Linked DNA regions of Mus musculus: region 2 is linked to region 1. Evidence: chromatin contacts called from ENCODE POLR2A ChIA-PET data. All regions are on one chromosome and are shown on one strand. The core of a region is the stretch at or near the end of the contact, and the rest is flanking DNA. Distances in the headings are between cores, read along the strand shown.

Region 1 (5,415 bases), core at 2,602-5,101:
TAGCTTCATATACATCCATGGATTGTCTGATTGGATATGAAATTTCAGGGAAGGCTCATAGCATGATATGTTTTTCGAGATTTATTTTACAAGTATAGGTGTTTTGTCTGCATGTATGTCTGCATACCAACATGCATGCCTGATGCCAATGGAGGTCAGGAGGGGGAGTCATATATCCTGAAGCTGGAGTTACAAATGGTTCTGAGTCACTGAGTGGGTACTGGGAGCCAAACTTGGGTCCTTTGAAAAAAGGAACAAGTGCTTTCAACCAATCTCTTCAGCTCTCCCCTTTCTAGGTGCTGTCAATCAATGAGCCATCTCTTCAGCTCCCCACCTCTTTTTAAAAAGAATTATTTAATTTATATATGCGAGTACACTGTCACTATCTTCAGACACACCAGAAGAGGATCTTGGATGCCATTGCAGATGGCTGTGAGCCACCATGTGGTTGCTGGGAATTGAACTCAGGACCTCTGGAAAACCAGTCAGTGTTCTTAACCACTGAGCCATTTCTCCTGCCCTCTCTTCAGCTCCTTTTTATTTGTATGTTTATTTTGGCAGTACTGGGGATTAAAGCTAGGGCATCATGCATTGGGGCTTCTGCTATACCACTAAAGCCCGAGCCCCAACCCCCTTTCGATAGCTGCCAGACCCAGGCTAGAGTCCCAAGTAGACTGGAATTTGGCTTAGCAGTTTGAACATTGGGTACAGCCAATATTGGGAACAGAATACAGGTCAATTAGGGTACCAGAGGGTATGCCAAGAGCCCTAGTCTCTAGATTTTGGGAACCAGAACTTTGGCCCATGGGGAGACTCCTATGCCAGACTCTCTCGGTGGGCTTTAGGCTACAGTGACTAAGCCTTTGATCAAAATCCCCTATATGTCAAATATGACATATATCCTGATTGGGAAAATATGTGGACAAAGACCCTATCTTTGGGATGTCAATCATTCACTTGTTAAGAAACCACCACTGCCCAGCTCCAGATTTTTAAAAAATATTTTGAATGAGGTGTATAAAAGTATTTTTTAGTTATTTTAAAGTGTATAGATGTTTTGCTTGCATACATGCATGAGTGTGCACCACATGCGTGCCTGGTGTCCGGAGAGATCAGGAAAATAGTCATCAGCTTCCCTGGGAGTTAAATGGTTATAGGCTGCCATGTGGATGCTGGGAGTCAAGCGTGGGTCTCCTGGAAGACTACTCAGCACTCTTAACTGCTGAGCCAGTTCTCCAGCCAATCTTTAAAAAGTTACTGAACGTGTCTGGGTGATTTGTCTGCATGTTTGTCTGCATACCAGTAGAGGGTATTGGACCCCATTTTAGACAGTCATGAGCCACCATGTGGGTACTAGAAATTGAACTCCCAGTCGGTCCCTGGAAGAATAGCCAGTGCTCTTAACTGCTCGAGCCCTCTCTCCAGCCCATCCAGTCAGATGTTTTATTTTTAATTGGGTCTCTCTGAATATGGTAGCACATGTCTTTAATCCCAATGCTTGGGAGGCAGAGGCAGGTGGTTAGCTGTGAAACCAGGCTAGCCTGATCTACATAGCAAGTTCCAAGCCAGCCAGACATGGTGAAACTGTCTCTCTGTCTCTCTGTCTGTCTGTCTGTCTGTCTGTCTGTCTCTCTGTCTGTCTCTCTGTCTCTGTCTCTGTCTCTGTCTCTCTCTCTCTCTCACACACACACACATTCACAGAGCATGTGTGCTCTGGCTCACAATGTAGCCCAGGCTGTTCCCAGACACTGGGCAGGTAGAAGTACAAGTGCAAGTAACATACTCAACTACTTCCATTTATTGAAAAAACAAATGAGACTGTCCATTAAAGTCATTACTGTCACACGGGTAGGACAAGAGTGGCCTCTCCTGGGAAATACTAGTCTAATTTTGAAGACAGGAAAGAATGTTAGAAAGGCTCAGAGAAGGCAATCTGGACAGAGAGAGCTTAAACAAACTCATGGGGACGAGCGAGTTTTGAAAAGACAAAGGACGTTTGCTAGCACAGGGTACACTGAGAGGAAAGGAGAAGCTGCTGGCAAGAAGCCGGCCTGGGTTGTGAAGAGCCATCAATAGTTGTTGGGACTGTGGGGCTTTGTGAGAATATACAGTTTTAGAGCAAACAAGGGGTGTAACAGGAGGGACACGTTAGGGATTAGTTTGTCAGCAAGGAGGTCAAGGGAGGGTCTGGGATTAGTGGGAAGTGGCTGTGCTAGGCAGAGGCTCAGGTTTGCACAAATGAGGGCACCCTGGAAACCCTAGTGTAAGGAGCACTGTGCTAATCACCTCCCCTCAAGCCTCTGGGTATTATTTTCTGGCTGTCTCCTCTGCCGGGCAGGGTTCAGTCCTTCCTAATGGCTTTCTGACCAGGCTGGGGCAGGGTTCTTGAAACCACCAGAGCATGAAGCTCTGAACTAGCTCCTGCTGGCCAGATGGGCAACCCTCCGAACCTCATCTCCCAACTCTGTTCCAGAGACCCAGACGCTCTAGCCATGGAAATCCCCTAAGTATTTCACAGGCCATTGCAAGAGCTGGGGCCTGGAGCACAAACCTGGCAGAGTCTTGGAGGATGACGGGTCTGGAAAACCCTGTCAGTTCTAAATGTGAATATCCATGGCAGCGTGACAGATAAACTAAGGCCCAGAATAGTAAGGATTTAACTTGAAATCACACAGGTTGAGACACAGGACTGGAAGCCAGGTTTCCCTTTAGAACCCTGGAGTTCAGTCCCTCTGGTGTAGGGTGTGATCAGAGTCAAGGCTAGTACCTGTGAGTTAAACTCCTGGCTCTGCCAAGGACTATTCCTTAATTACCTCGGAAAGTTGCTTAGATTCTCCTGGTCTGTTTCTTTAACTGTAAAAGGAGGATGCTACCTACCTTTTGGGTTTATTGTAAAGATTAAAAGGCAGCACAGTGCTTGGCATATGGTAAGTGTTCAGTGTCAGCTGGCAGTCTGGAAGAAGCAACCGTAGGTGCCCCTTCTTCTTTCCCTCCCCTCCCTCGGAGTCTCCTGTAGCTCAAGCTGCCTTTCAAACTCTTGAACCCATTTCTATCTACCAAGTGGTGAGATGAAAGGCAGGTACATGTAATCTCAGTTTCTCCACATGTAAATCAGGACTAACAATCCCTGCCCTGTCTGTCACTCTTTCCCCCCTGACCTGTTCCGGTAGCAACGTGGACTAAATAAGGTATGTAAACGTTCTAAGCCGAGCTGTCTCCAGGTCAATGTTTATTCAGCTTAGAGCAATTTCTTTCCAAGTCCTACGCTGGCCAGATTTCCTGTCAGCCCCATCAATTCTCTAACACTCGCAGGTGCTCCTTTGTAACCGCGGAAGGGGCAAGGTCCGCTCAAGCCCACCGTAAAAAGGAGCGGGGAAAACAAAAAACATAGAGGAGGGAGAGCAGGCAAGTAGGGCAGTGTAGAGAAGTGGGGTAAAAGGACAAGGAGGGTAAAAGGGACTTACAGATGGAGCGCGGCGGGGGTGGGTGGGGTGGGTGTCCTGCACCTAAGATGCAGGAGAAGGGATGTGCGGAGCTCTGGGGCAAGTGAGGGAGCAGGGATGTGTGCGGAAAAAGCAGCGAGGTGGGATTCTTGAGGAAGAATTGGGGGGTCGCTTTCAGTGTGAGGTCTGTGGGTAACTGGGGGCAGGGAATTCGGGCCGTCACCTCCACTCAGACAGAGGCTCCGAGAGCAGCTCCCGGGCTACAGCCACCCGCTGGCAAACCGCGGAGGGGCGGGGAAAGAGCATTCGGCGCCTGTGATTGGCTGCCGTCCCGACGGCCGCTGACGCGAGCGGGCGGGCCCCTTTGTGACGTCACAATCAGCTGTTGAAGCGTTCGGATTTGTGCCCTGAGCCCGGGCGCAGCGGCCGCAGCAGCTCCGGGCGTCCGTTCGGGAGCCCCGCCGTCTCTCGGCCCGTCCCCGGTATGCGGCTCCAGTTGTGAGCACCGGCGACCCGGGGACGCCCGGCCGCACAACTACCTCAGCGCAGCGGTTGCTGCAGCGGCCCCAGGTGAGTCCCGACCTCCGGGCTGGGGGCTCCGGGCACCCCCAGGACACGCCCTGCGCCCCCCTCTCCCGTTCTTTGTCTGTCTCCGCCGGCGGCAGCCGGAGCTGCGTTCTTGGCTCCCTATTGGTTGCTCCAAGCCGGTAGGCCATGACGTTGCTTTATTTGCATATGACATTGAGACGTCACCAAGGCCAGCCCCGCCTTCCAGGCTTGCATGGGTGCTTGTCCTCTGGTGACCCGGTGGGCGCTATGTCGTGCCCAGCCGGCCGAGGGTTGAAGAGACGCTGAAAGACAAGCGGGATCCGAAGGGACTCGGCGGTTTCCTGGGCTAATCTAGGGACTGGGGTCAGGCCTCTCATTTGTTTTTTCCTTGTGACCTGAGAGAGGGTAGGACAGCAAAGCTCGATTTAAGTTGAGAGGGCGGTAAGTAGATGGAGCTTCAGACTCCAGGTCCTGGAGACACTACCAGATGGTAGCGGATCCCCTCTGTCTTCAGGCTCCGCCCCCTAACATAATAACATCCTTCTAATCCCTGACATGTGTGCAGAGCCTGAGTTGATGTCATTTTCAGCCTACAAATATTGAGGGTCTTAAGCCCCACTTCACGGAAGAGGAAACTGAGACTCAGAGAGACGTAGTTTACTGGAGATCTCAGCCAATTAGAATCACACTCACTAAGTGGTAGATTCCTTAGCTGAAGTATAAGCTACATGCTTACATACATCTACTGAGGACCCTATCTTGGGTTCAGCACCAACCACAATTTGATGGGATGCTTCAGTCTTCATGATCCTGGACATTTTCCCAGGAGGTCTCTGAAAATTGGGTCTCTTACAAGGCCCTGACCTCCTCTGCCTTCTTTCTACTTCAAAACCCAATAAATGGCCGTCTCCCAGCTGTTTTGACCACAGAAAGGTGAGTCACTAGTTGCCTGCCTCCAGGTGTCTCCAGGGCAGATGTTGTTGAGAGGGAGTTGGGAGTTCCCTCTGTGGGCCTCCCATCAGAGCTGTCAGCTGGGAGAACCAGACCCTTCCCTGGCATTAGTGATGCAGAGCTTATGCTGTTTCCTGAGGCTGCTTCCAGAGTGACAGAAGGATGTCTCTTACTTTCCAAGTAAGTAGATCTGGAGTCCTTCCCAGGTTGAGGGTCGCTCAAGAATGGCCTGGGCTAGGGTTGGCTTAGGCCTCCAGTGCTATTCTAGGCACAGCCTCTGTAGTATTAAGGGAATGGTTCTTCCTGGAGCAGAGCCAGGAATCTGAGAACCAGGAAGCCAGCAGGCTAGGAAAGAAAACCCAGGAGGCTCTCCTAGTGGTCAAAGGAGGGGGGCAGTCATAGCTGGCTGGTTGCTACCATCTCTCCTGGCTGTCACTCACTTCTGTATGATCTCCACCAGGGAGCTTCTCAC
Region 2 (5,210 bases), core at 2,664-5,163, 210 kb after region 1:
ATGCTAATGGGACAGAAAATATTTTTAAGAAATCACATTATAGCCAGGCAGTGGTGGCACATGCCTTTAATCCCAGCACTTAGGAGGCAGAGGTAGGCAGATTTCTGCCTGGTCTACAGAGTGAGTTCCAGGACAGCCAGGGCTATACAGAGAAACCCTGCCTCAAAAAAGAAAAAAAAGAAAAAAGAAAAGAAAAAGAAAAAGAAATCACATTATAGCCTGGAGTGGTGGTATACATCCAGCACTTGAGAGGCTGAGGCGAACAGATCTCTATGAGTTTAAGGCTAGCCTGGCCTACATAGTGAGTCCCAGGACAACCTACGCTGCACATAGAAGCCCTGATAAAGAGAAAGAAAGAAAGAAAGAAAGAAAGAGAGAGAGAGGGGGGGGAAGGGAAGAGAAGGGAAGGGACAGGGAGGGAGGGAGGGGTTAAGGGGAGGGAAAACATGTTATCAAAGTAGAAATGCCTAAAACCCAATGCCCAGCCCAAGGTAAAGGAGCTGTTTCAATGGTGGCCAGAGACACTGAGAGGTCCAGCAACTCATTCTGCTACATATTCACTTTGCGGCAGGCTCAGGGTTCAGATGATCTGGATAAAACATCTGGAAAGGTCTGCTCACTGTTTTTATTCTACCCTGCTGCCATTTAATCCTAAGAAACAAACATGGCTGCCCAACTCAGTCGTCTTCAGGAAGAGAGTTAGACCATGATAGATAACCTCCATCCCTTTCAGCCTGTCTCCTCCTCATGAATGCGCTGGGTTTGGATAATTCACCCAAGTCTGCCAGCCTCAGCACAACGCTTTGACAGAAAGACCATGTGATCTCAAGGCAGTCTGGACAAGCGCCCTGTGGGTGAGGACGGGGAGACAGCAGTCATAGGAAAGAACACGACACTGGATTCAGACAGACCTGGTTTGAGTCTGTACCCTTCACTTCCCCTGTAAGTAAGGACAGTGGACTAAATGAGAAAAATCAGCTGGGTTTCTCAGCATGTTCAGAGCTTTTTGCAGTCAGTTTCCTGTTCCCATGGTGAAAGACCTGAATCTGGGTAACTATATAAGGAGGTTTCTTATTTGGGCATGATGGTATGTTGTCTATGATCCCAGCAGAAGTAGGAACATTTCTGCAAGTTCAAAGCTAGCCTGAGCTCCATTTTGAGTGCCAGGCCAGCCAGGGCTGTACAGCAAGGTACTGTCTCCAACAGCAGTTGAGCTAACAAGTTTTATTACTTCTTTTCCTGGTCAGGATCTTGCTTTGTCACTCAGGCTGGCCTCCAACTCAGCAATCCTCCACTCTCAGCCTCCCAAGCACTGGTCTCACAGGCAGGCATGACCACACCCAGCTGAATAGTTGACTAATTAAGCTCTCTGCTTTGAAGGTGGAGGGGCTTGGAGCTGGCTTTGTTGAGGACTCCCTGGCTGAGGGTCTTTAATGGTGGGCACATGAGCAGGAAGGAACCAAACAGTGTGTGTGACTCAGGCTCACTCATAACAACTCACTCCTCCAAGAAGTAACTAGGCCTCAAAAGAGCGACCTCAATAGCTTCCAAGGGCAGCTTCCTCAGTGATCTAGGGACATCCCACAGGCCTCACCTCTTAAGGGTCCCACCACTACCCAAAATCACTACACTGGGGACCAAGCCTAACCCATGAACCCATAGCTGAGTGCTAGGCTAGGAACTTGTTCTGTTTGTTCCCACTCCACAAGCAGTGGGAGGCCTGTTAGAGGTTGTATGGAAACCCAGGAACAGGGCCAAAATAACCCATGGCTCCAACATTAGAGCAACTGGACCTCCACTAGTCCCATCTCTCCACAGATGTCTGTCCATGGGCTTCTGCTTGGCTGACAAGACTGTTAAACGGCTGGGAACTGGCAACCCAGAGAAAGAGAACACATTAAAAATAATCACTACAGATGGGCATAGTGGTGCAGGGCTGTAATCCCAGTACTCAGGAGGTGGAGGCAGGAGAACCATGAGTTTGAGGCTAGCCTGGGCTACACAGCAAGTCTCTGTATCAGCTGAAGCAATGGCTCTGTGGGTAAGGTGCTAGCCACACAAACATGAGAAGTCTATCCTCGGCACCCATAAAAGATGGAACACAGTAGTGGGATTGAAGCCAACATCATGCCCCATAGCCTTCAAAGCAGAGAGCTTAATTAGTCAACTATTCAGCTGGGTGTGGTCATGCCTGCCTGTGAGACCAGTGCTTGGGAGGCTGAGAGTGGAGGATTGCTGAGTTGGAGGCCAGCCTGGGTGACAGAGCAAGATCCTGACCAGGAAAAGAAGTAATGAAACTTGTTAGCTCAAATGCTGTTGGAGATACAGCCCTGGCTGGCCTGGCGCTCAGGCTAGGCTAGCTTTGAACTTGCAGTGCTGGGGAGATCATGACAGCTGGACATTTGCAGCTTGCTGGTTAGTGAATGCGAGTGAGCTCCAGGTTCAGTAAGGCCCTGTCTTTAAAAACAAAAAAAATAAGGTAGAGGGCGAAGGAGGGGGCTAGCAGGTAAAGAGCTCAGACCCCCAATTATGCACATAAATCCTGGGCAGATAGTGAGCAGGCTATAATCCCAGAGGTGCAGAGAGGAAGTGCACTGATCAGGGAAGACACCTGATGCTCAGGGCACCCTCACATACAAACACTGACAGCACATCTGCATCTCACACACACACATACATACACACACACACACACACACACCAGTGTTTGGGTGTCCATGCATATTCATGAACAAAAACACTATACTAGTAATAACTAGACAATGCTAACTGGGCCCCTTGTTTTCCTTTCTACAGATTTAACTGTTCTGTGACTTGTTTGGCTGGTGACACTCAAGTTTGTATTTACACAGCAAGTTCTTTCCTGGTTTTCAATCTAGAACACTCCTCCTGCTCCCTGGGGCGGTCCTCCTCTAATGAGTCTCACCCTGACATCCCAGCCTCACGTGCACTTTTCTCTTACAGCCCATTTCTTCCAGTCCTGTGGATTCTGCTGACTAAATGCAGCGCTTTGAATTCCCTCATGTCTGCCTCTACTGCCAACCCACTCCTCTTCCTGGGCACTTTCAGAGTAGTAAAGGCATCTTAAGTGACTAAAACACACCAGCCTCTCTCTCTTACTTTCAGATCTTGGATGATGACGCTTTCCTGCTTTCCTCGCTTTCCTGCTTTCCTCGTGGCTTAAAGGTTCTCCCACTGAGCTACATCCCCAGCCTCTGTACCCCCAACTCTTGATTCTGTTTTGGAAGCCATCGCCGGATTTCTCTGTCCAGGTTCGTACCTCTATCATAAAAATAGCATTTGCCTTGATACTTCATTGAAGGTTAAATAAGTAAGTGGTGAATGAATCACGAAAAACTTTAAAACGCCCACACAGAAATCCCGTTGGACTTTAATCCCCTGGGCGAGGCGAGTGCGGGCTCAGGGCCTCGGGCTACAACACAGTCGCTTGTCCTGTCTTGTCCCCGTGATGGGCCCCGTCCGCTCCCCATCCCTAGACAAAGTTTGTTCCTGATCTCTCCCAGTTTTTGATGGTGGCTTGTTTATTTTCCCTAGAACTCTGGCTCTAGCCTCGCTAACAGTGTCCGAGCTGGGAACCGGCGATCTGGAAATCTAGGTTCAGCACGCCCAGCACAAGCCCCTCACTGGACACAAGTTTCCCGGTGCTCGCCGCGTTCCCAGCCACCGCGTCATCTGCCCGCTCGCCGCGTTCTAATCGCTCTCAGACCCCTCCCTCACCGCTCTCCTCCCAAGGAAACTTGACCCTCGCCAGCCGCCGTCGCGAAGCCCCGACTTACTCGCTCGTTGTCCAGCTGCTCGCCAAGCTCAAACTCCGCACGCCGTTACCCGGGCTCGGGGGGCGGGGCTTCGGTACGACCCAGTGCGCCTGCGCAGACCGCCCCGCAAGGCTAAAGAGGAGGGGTGGGGAAGGAGCCCTGTGTTTATGGAACTGGACGGCGGCCGGGAAGGGGCATTACATGAGCAGTGACCTGGGCTTTAAGGAATACGTCGGTACTCTAGGGAGAGCCTTGGTTGTGGCTACAACGGCGGGATGCTACCTGTTAGCTTAGTTCCCAGAGAGTTAGAGCTAGTGGCACGCTGTGAGATGGGGACACTCAAAGGCAGAAGAGAGCGTCGCATCCTCTGGGAACCCAGAGCAAAAGTTCTCTTAGCCACCCCTGTCTTCAGCCCCCATGGGGCTGTTTGTAAATATGCAAGTTCATTATCCTCTTCCCTCTATACAGACCCCTCATCCTCTGGCAACCTACAGTAATTTAACTTTGTTTTCCCTAGACTGTGAGAGGTTGATTCAAAATCTGAGTTATCTTGTATTAGTCAGGGTTCTCTAGTCACAGAACTTATGGGTAGTCTCTATATAGTGAGGGAATTTGTAGATGACTTACAGTCTGTAGTCCAACTCCCCAACAATGGTCAACAGCAGCTGTGAATGTCAGTCCAAGGATCTAGCTCAGTCCCACAAGGCAAGCAGGGCAAAGAAGAGCTAATCTTCCTTCTTCCAATGTCCTTATGTAGGTCTCCATCAGAAGGTGTGGCTCAGATTAAAAGTGTGTGCCTGGATCTGGGACTTGCTTTGTCCCAGATGACCTTAAACTCAGAGGTCTCCCTGTCTTAATCTTCTGGAATTCATAGTCACTAGGCCTCAAGATCTCCATGCCAAGATCCAGGTCAGAAACTTGTATCTCCCAGTCTCCAGATTAGGATCACAGGTGAACCTTCCAATTCTGGATTGTAGTTCATTCCAGATATAGTCAAGTTGACAATCAGGAATAGCCACTATATATACCTGATTTTAAAAAAAGATGTTCCTTTCTGATAAAAATTTTCCTGAAATGAATGTATCTGATCAAACCCTAGGGAATTATGCCTAAGATAGCAAACTCCTAATTGGTTTGGTGTAAATAAAAGGTGGGCTCTAGAGTGTGGGGCAGGCTGTTAAGAGCTGGCCTCAGGAAGAAACCTTGAGGCTGGAGATTTAGCAGAGACAAGACGCCATTCTATATATTAGGTACAGACAGACATGATCCAGAGTTAGCTGTAAGTTGGTGAGGCTCCAAGCCATCGCTGTGAAGGGAAAAAAGGGGAGGGGGAATGTCAAATTGAAGAGAGATTTATGAAGGAGAATTTCTACTGACTGTAAATCAGTGGCCTAACCCAGGGACCAAAATCCTTCCAACTCTTTAGATAAAGCA

The links. ChIA-PET counts read pairs that join two places held with the same protein, here RNA polymerase II (POLR2A).
Region 2: POLR2A ChIA-PET joins it to region 1 with 14 read pairs in Patski. The contact joins the promoter of Gss here to the promoter of Trp53inp2 in region 1. POLR2A ChIA-PET finds 5 or more read pairs at or near these places in 2 of 5 experiments (Patski and embryonic stem cell).

The regions. Positions count from the first base shown.
Region 1 is chr2:155,378,005-155,383,419 of GRCm38, forward strand. It overlaps Trp53inp2 (transformation related protein 53 inducible nuclear protein 2), which reads left to right and starts at 3,852. Exons shown (of 4, transcript NM_178111.3): 1 at 3,852-4,013.
Region 2 is chr2:155,588,897-155,594,106 of GRCm38, forward strand. It overlaps Gss (glutathione synthetase), which reads right to left and starts at 3,914. Exons shown (of 13, transcript NM_008180.2): 1 at 3,798-3,914. Gssos2 (a long non-coding RNA gene) reads left to right here. Exons shown (of 5, transcript XR_001783522.2): 4 at 3,127-3,272; 5 at 3,556-5,210.